Regions from separate parts of the Homo sapiens genome. Here regions 2 and 3 are each linked to region 1. Evidence: chromatin loops called from intact Hi-C (ENCODE). Cell type or tissue: CD4-positive, alpha-beta T cell. All regions are shown on one strand.

Region 1 (2,500 bases):
GTATTAATCCTCACGCCATATTTACTGACTGCTAAAGTATAAGAACGTGTTCAGCCTGGGCGTGGTGGCTCACACCTGTAATTCCAGCACTTTGGGAGGGTGAGACAGCAGGATCACTTGAGCGAAGGAGTTTGAGACCAGCCTGGTCAACATGATGAAACCCTGTCTCCACCAAAAATACAAAAATTAGCCAGGCATAGTACTGTGTGCCTGCAGTCACGGCTACCTGGGAGGCTAAGGCTGGAGGATCACTGGAGCCCAGGAGGTTTAGGCTACAGTGAGCTATGACTGTGCTACTGCACTCCAACCTAGGCAACAGAGCAAGATCCTGTCTTAAAAAAAAAAAAAAAGACTGTATAATTCCCCCAGCTGACATGAGAATTTATCTGGAAAGTGCTCCAAATTAAGAGACAATTTATTTAAAAATGGCCACTAGCTACTGGATTTTCATACAAGGCACTTACTACTAATTATATTGAGCCAAAAAAAAAAAAAAGAACTCTAATTTGTACAATGCCGAATGTTCAGTAAGGTTTTGCTGAGTGAAAGAAGAGTCAGTTGATTTCTACCACTGGTCAGATTAGATGGGATTAAAAAAGACTGAAATTACTGGCTGAAAAGCAGACTTGGCAACAGAGGGAACCATTATGGATTTTGCTTAGTGAAGCAATTGCTTAAATGATTATTGTGGTAAATAAAGAATTAGTTTATTCCTATTTAACTAAATTGCTATTTTTTGAAAAACTCATGCTGAGGTATAAATAAACCTGATTTTAAGGGGGTGATAAAGGAAGACTCATCTACCGTAGCTCACTGCCTTTTCTGAATGCAAAAGTTCTAAGGTTATTCATTATTTAAAAAAAAAAAAAAAGGCCATTAGAAGTGGTCACTATTTTTACAGTTTTCCAGGATGGAAGTGAAAGGTGACGGGCTAGCATCCACCCCAATGACACGGCGAGGTGTGTTGCTGTAGCTCCCACAAGCTTTTCAAGCTAAGTCATCCCCGCCTGGTTAGACCTGCAATTACCAAGCTTTTCCTAAAGAGGGTGCTGGAAACCAGTGGATTAATTATGTGGGCCTGAAGCCATTAACATGAAGGATCAAAATGAAAAAAAAAGCTAAATGGAAAGATGCTTTTATTGTAGACTGACATCTCTCTGACCTTTCAAAGCAAGGATGAAAGCAATTTAATTTTATATTTGCCATTCTGTCAATCAAGGAAAGCACAAGAGTGAGTGCCTTGAAGAAAAAATGCAAATGAAGCCAAAATGCAACACCCACGGGTTCAGCAAGTGTTGTCCTGCTACACCTCCCAGAGGAACCGGGAGCCGTGTGAGACAGGAAGGTTCATACACTCACAGAGGACAAGAACCACAGAGCGGGAGACTGCAAATTAGTGTCTCTACAGCAAACCATTGGCTATAGTATGGGGGTAAAAGCACCATCTCACTCATATCCAGACAAGCAGACATGGCACAAGTTACAACAGGCTGAATATCTGCAAATTTTTCTGGTGTTTAGATAACAGAATAGGGAACAAGGCAGAAGGTAAGCTTTGCCAGAATTAAAGCTAAGAGCAGGTAGTAAGTAGCAGACAGGAGAGCTGGGTTTTCTCCCCAAAGGTGTTTAAATGGGAGCATTCTACTTCCCACATTACTTGGTGTGGAAGCTTGATCTCACTTGCAGGAATTCTCTATTAATTTAATATACTGATCAAAATCTCTCCTTCCCTTCTACTCTCACACAAAACTGGCTAGAATACAACACGATAATTTAATTTTAAACCAGAAAGTTTGGAAAGTGATTAAGTCTTTTCAAAAAATCAAGTAGACCCCAAGAGCCTAGGCCCTGTCAAGATGCATGCGTTTTCCATCCAGGCCTCTTGGACTTTCTCCTCTTCTGCTACATCCAGCGTGAAGCAAAGTCCTGAGCTCCAGGCCCACACCAGATGCCCCTTAGGGTCTCCAACCCAGCCCCTTTCCACGTTCTTCCCACTCTTTAGAAGCCTGAGTTCTTTTATTCCCCAAAACAACCAGCTTCTGAAGTGAACTCTGTATATCTAAGAACACCTGCTCTAGGCTGGGAGTGGTGGCTCACACCTGTAATCCTAGAACTTTGGGAGGCAGAGGTGGGCGGATTACCTGAGGCCAGGAGCCCAAGACCAGCCTGGCCAATATGGTGAAACCCCGTCTCTACTGAAACTACAAAACTTAACCAGGTACTGTGGTGGGCACCTGTAATCCCAGCTACTTGGGAGGCTGAAGCAAGAGAATCATTTGAACCCGGGAGGCAGAAGTTGCAGTGAGCTGAGATGGTGCCATTGCAACCCAGCCTGAGTGACAGAGTGGGACTCCATCTCAAACAAACAGACAAAAAAACACCTGCTCTTCACCTTTACAGTTATTATCTCTACACTAGCGTGTGAGCTGCTCAAGGGCACTCAAGGGAGTCAACCCGGCAGCACTGAATGCCAGTGTGGAGTCTGGCACTGAGACAGACC
Region 2 (2,500 bases), 1.0 Mb after region 1:
AGGAGAGATAATATGCTGAGGAGAAAGGTGCTGGTGTGGTGTAGAATGGGTATGACCAGCTGGTGCAGTTAGCCTTGGTCTTGCTTTCCTTATCTTCACACTGAAAAGGAAGTACGGTTCCTAGATACCCTAGAATACTAGGTGACAGCTAATGTTCCTTCAAGCTAAGAAATTGTAGATGAACTATGAGTTCTGATTGAGGTTGTGATAAGGTGGAGAGGAACAGAGATATAACAGCACGGGGGAGGATAGGTTGTACCATGCCATATTCTTATTTTAGTCTACTTCCATGGAGCTTGAATAAGCTATTAATATCTGTAAAAATTAGTACAGATAATTGCTCATGTAATAGAAGTAGCTTGTTGAAACATCTTTATATTCCTGAGACACATTATGCTGAGTTATATATATATTTAAAAACAAATTCCTTTTTTACACTCTACTAAGATTTTATAATTTCTGCATCTGTGTTTGTTGGTGAAGTTAACCTGTGTGCTATACTTGTCCCACTAGCCTAAGTCTGGGGAATTTCTGCTCCCCTATCCCATTCTCCACCCCTTTTAAATAAATGCACTGGAATAGTTTGTGTAAATGGGAATTACCTGTTCTTTGAAGGGTTAGTAGAATTTTCCTGTTAAAACCTTTTGAAACTGGTTCCCAACTGGGGACTTAATCTTTGCCATCTTTACTTACCATTTCAACTTATGATTTGATTATTGCTCATTAGGTTCTTTTGTATCTCCTTAGATCAATTTTTATCATTTATATTTTCTTAAAAATTGTTCATTTAATTTAGCTTTTTAAATTCATGGGTTATAAGTTGTACACAAGATATTATTAAATCTTGGTCTTATCAAGGAACCAGCTTATGGTTTTACTGATCAACCAAATTTTTTTTTCTGTATTTTTCATACCATTAATTTCTAAGCATAAACTTTCCTTTTGTTTCTTGAATTGAAAGTTTAGTTTTTCTTATATTTTTTTTTCCAGAAAAGAGTTGAGAATAATGCGTATTGCCTACTAGGATTTGCCTCTCAAAAACTAGCTTCGTCATAAACCAACTTTGTCAAATATTAATATTACACAACATATACTACTTAATCTCTGCTTTAGAGAAATAGAATGCAACAGGTATTGTTAATGATTCATTTGTTTTTAGGTATTACTTTTTAGTAAGTGCATTTAAGTTTGGATATTTTCCTGTGAATAGTAGTTTGGCCAAATTCTACAGGTTTTGATTCATAAATGTCTTATGTTTAGTTTAGAGAAATTTAAATTTCACAAAAAAATAATTACTAGAAGGGGCTTTTTGTTTTAAGTAAAGCCACATGTAGTTTAAAATTCTGCAAATTTATTGTTACTGCACTTATTTTCCCTGTTGTATTATTCTGCAGTCCAAAAACAAAGGTTAATTCACATTTCACAAAATATTTTTCAGTAAGAAGCGGGGGGAATCTCTTGTAACACGCAAAGAAATGATGAGTTTGAGGCAGCGCTGTTCCTGCTGTGCTTTGTGTTGTACCGCCATCTAGTGTGTAGGGGGGGAAAAGGATATGTTTGATTTGTATTTTCTTTATCATCTGGTTATCTGAAGTTATCACTTGATGTGTTTCTTTTTATCCAATTTCATACAAAACATTAAGTTAAATTAACCTGAATGGTAGAGTTCAGGTTTTTGTATAAATAAGGAATAGGAAAAGTATGAATTTAATATCTGTGTCTCGAGCTTTCTATATGCAAGCTGCCTGCAAGGGACTTGAAAATGCTGTCATGGCTTTCTATCATTACATGCATTTCTGCCTTGATGCTGGGAAGGCGGAAAGAAGTAGTAAAGTTTGACCTGAGTGTAGGAATATTGAGGGGTAATAATGCAAACAATTTTAAAAGCCTGAAGTTTCATTTAAAAAGTAGTAATCAGAATTACAATAAAAATACAAGCCAATATTTATTGAATGTTTTGTCTGAGCCAGGCATTATATCAAATACTGTTTCCACATTGTCTCAATTACGCTCCACAACAATTTCAGGTACAGAAATTTAGGTAAAAAGAGTTTAAGAACTTACTCAAGTTCTTAAACCGTTTTGTGGACTGTATTTGAATCAAGGCGGCCTGACACTAGAGCCATTCTGCATGTTCTTTTGTATTGCTAGAAAAGAATAGACTGACTCAACTAATACTTTAACAAAAAGGAGTAAATGATGGTTCTAGAGTATCTCGCATCTTTAATGTAGTTGAAGGTTAAAAAGTATGATACATAATACTGCAGTGTAACCTTAAGTAATTTCCATTGTGATCTTAAGTAAATTCTTAATGTCTCTGGTCGTCAGTTTCCTCATTTGTAAAATAGAAACAAATATATCTATTCTAACTATATCATAAAGTATTATGGGAATTAAATGACATAATAATTGTGCAGTACATTTTAAAGGGCTTTAGAGAAAGGCAGAAGTTCTAGGGAAGCACTTAGGTAAAGTCAAATAATCATCTTTAAAATGTGGG
Region 3 (2,500 bases), 250 kb after region 1:
TCACCCGGACCTTTTGACAGGGGACCTGACTCTCAATGACATCATGACTCGAGTAAATGCTGGCAGGAAGGGCTCTCTGGCAGGTAAATGACTGGGCCCCTCTAGGAGCCTTCATCTGACTATGGTGTTAAGTTGCGTGAGCCCATAACATGGCAAAAATAAATGAAACCATGGCCTCTCTCATGCTGGTAACCTTTATTATTACCTCTTACAGGCTAACAGGTGGGAAATGAATGTAAAATCAGTACAACAGAGCATCAGCTCTTTAATAAATATTAAAATTAAGCTGTATACTTGGGAGGCTGAGGTGGGAGAATCGCTTGAACCGGGGAGATTGAGGCTGTAGTGAGCTATGATCGCACCACTGCACTCCAGCTTGGGCAACAGAGTGAGATCCTGTCTCAAAAAAAAATAAAGCTATAAATCACTCAATGAATTTGGTTTCATTGAGTGTTTTATTACTGAGACTTTTCTGTCTTTGGTGGGCCTTGGGAAAAGAATATGCAGATAAGACCCCTCACTTCCCTGTGTAGGAGATACATTTCTGTGACTGGTGTTACTTTGCCTTTCTAGCCTTATATGACTTGGCTGTCCTTAAAAAAAAGGTTAAGGAAAAAGAGGAAAAGAAGAAGAAGAAAATAAAAACGATCAAATCAGAGGCAGAGGACCTGGCCGAGCCGCTAAGCAGTACTGAAGGGGTCGCACCTCTCTCACAGGCCCCCTCTCCGCTGGCAATTCCTGCTATCAAGGAAGAGTAAGTGAGCAACAGAGATTCTGTAATTCTCAGGGTGAATGGGTAAGCCATAGGCTGTGCCCTGGCCCCTAGGGCTTGTCGTAGCTGTAAGTATGTTGGACTTGTAGACCTGAAGTCCCAGGGATACTGCTGGGAAAATATATTGTTTGCTCCTTTCTTGAACTCTTTTATGACTGCTAGGAGGCTTGGGCGCCTGAATCAATCTAGGGATGTGTTCTTGGTCTTTTTGGTTCTTATATTTTTCTTCCCTCATTAGGCCCCTTGAAGACCTCAAGCCTTGCCTTGGAATCAATGAAATATCTTCCAGCTTCTTCTCTCTTCTATTAGAGATCTTGCTGCTGGAGAGTCAGGCTAGCCTTCCTATGGTAAGCGTTTTGGAAAAGTTGGAGGTACATTAGAGTTTTCAAAGTGTTCAAATCCTGAATGGTCTATAGCTTGAGAAGTGGAACTCTGAGTTCCTCTCAACGCTCTGTAGTTAACTTGCTTTGTGATTCGGACAAACACCGGATGCATATACTGCAGGTTGTGGTGGCACTTGTGTGGAATTGCTGGTGTGGAAGAGAAGTCTGACTGGGTTCTGCCTTTGCTTTCCCTCAGCTAGAGGAGCGAGTTTTGGATTGGCAGTCATCGCCAGCCAGCTCCCTCAACAGCTGGTTCTCTGCGGCCCCCAACTGGGCTGAGTTGGTACTACCAGCCCTGCAGTATCTTGCTGGAGAAAGTCGAGGTAAGATGCTCTTTTTTGTAGGGTCAGTATTTTTCCCCCTTTTGTCTAATTAATTATTAGAATAAACTGCAGCTTTGCTCGTGTAATCCATCATGCCTTTGCATAATGCTATGCCTTGAAGGTTCCTGCTTTTCTAATACATTGTGGAACACTCAAAAGCTGTTTCGGAGCTCAGGGACGCACCTGTATGGTTTGTTTATGTGGTCCATTTCTTGCAGCTGTTCCTTCCAGTTTCTCTCCATTTGTTGAATTCAAAGAGAAAACCCAGCAGTGGAAGTTGCTTGGTAAGTGATCCGTATTACCTACCCCAACAGGTTTTCGTTCTCCCATTTCTTCCCCTAAGTTTATTTGCCTTCCAGTCAATATAGTCCTGCAGATTGGTTTTAAAAAGCAATATCAGACCTTATTTTGCTCTGTGAAGGAGTCCTTCAACACCCTTTTTGTACTCTCAAGGTGGGTTAACTAACTCCTCTGGTTGGACCAAAGCTGAGATGGAAGGAATAGCCTTTCTGTATGATGTAGTCTGGTGATGGCTAAATTTAAATCTGCAAGGGTATTTTGCAAGAGCATCGACATTTATATTAATCATACAGATGACTTTGGATTAATTTGTAATATAAATTTTTTCTTTCCTAAAAATGGGCTTTGCTATTGAGGAGAGTGTGCAGCAGCCCCGAATAAGTTGTTTCTAAAGAACAGGGTTGTTATTTTTAAGTTTATAAAGCCCACTTAGTGTGTAAGTTGTCATAACATGCATCTGAAGTCACTTGGAGGCTGTTACCTGGTGATGGTGAAAAGAGAGAAATCCAGTGTTGGTTTCTTCTTGAAATTCACAGGCACTTCTCTGTGCTGAGTGGTCTGTGGAGAAGCGTATGGAGAGCAGGTTATGAAAACGGTAGACTCATTCATTCGTTATTTATTACATTTATTCAGCTTCTGGGTGTCAGGCACTGTTAGGTGCTGGGGGACACAATGGCTTCTGAGACAGTGTGCTCCTCTCGTAGGGCCTAAGGTCTGTTTGG

Evidence for each region. Peaks named below come from ENCODE experiments on the same cell type or tissue, not always from the same donor. Only the 100,000 strongest peaks of a DNase experiment are listed, where the experiment ranks them.
Region 2: a loop joins it to region 1, with 12 times the contacts of the local background. A loop is called at or near these places in 2 of 110 quality-filtered maps.
Region 3: a loop joins it to region 1, with 10 times the contacts of the local background. A loop is called at or near these places in 9 of 110 quality-filtered maps.

The regions. Positions count from the first base shown.
Region 1 is chr11:130,130,976-130,133,475 of GRCh38, reverse strand. All of the region lies in intron 11 of APLP2 (amyloid beta precursor like protein 2), which reads right to left. Among named protein-coding and RNA genes, the nearest start is that of ST14, 28 kb to the left of the region's middle. In CD4-positive, alpha-beta T cell, a CTCF peak has its summit at 1,042; a DNase peak (open chromatin) is centred at 1,035.
Region 2 is chr11:129,116,812-129,119,311 of GRCh38, reverse strand. The region is part of intron 5 of ARHGAP32 (Rho GTPase activating protein 32); the gene reads left to right. Among named protein-coding and RNA genes, the nearest start is that of ARHGAP32, 74 kb to the left of the region's middle. In CD4-positive, alpha-beta T cell, CTCF peaks have their summits at 1,299 and 1,515 (motif pointing left); a DNase peak (open chromatin) is centred at 1,511.
Region 3 is chr11:129,880,705-129,883,204 of GRCh38, reverse strand. It overlaps NFRKB (nuclear factor related to kappaB binding protein), which reads left to right. Exons shown (of 27, transcript NM_001143835.2): 9 at 1-83; 10 at 574-754; 11 at 1,011-1,119; 12 at 1,352-1,478; 13 at 1,697-1,762. Among named protein-coding and RNA genes, the nearest start is that of NFRKB, 14 kb to the left of the region's middle. RefSeq lists a silencer at 1,257-1,551. In CD4-positive, alpha-beta T cell, a CTCF peak has its summit at 1,424; a DNase peak (open chromatin) is centred at 1,404.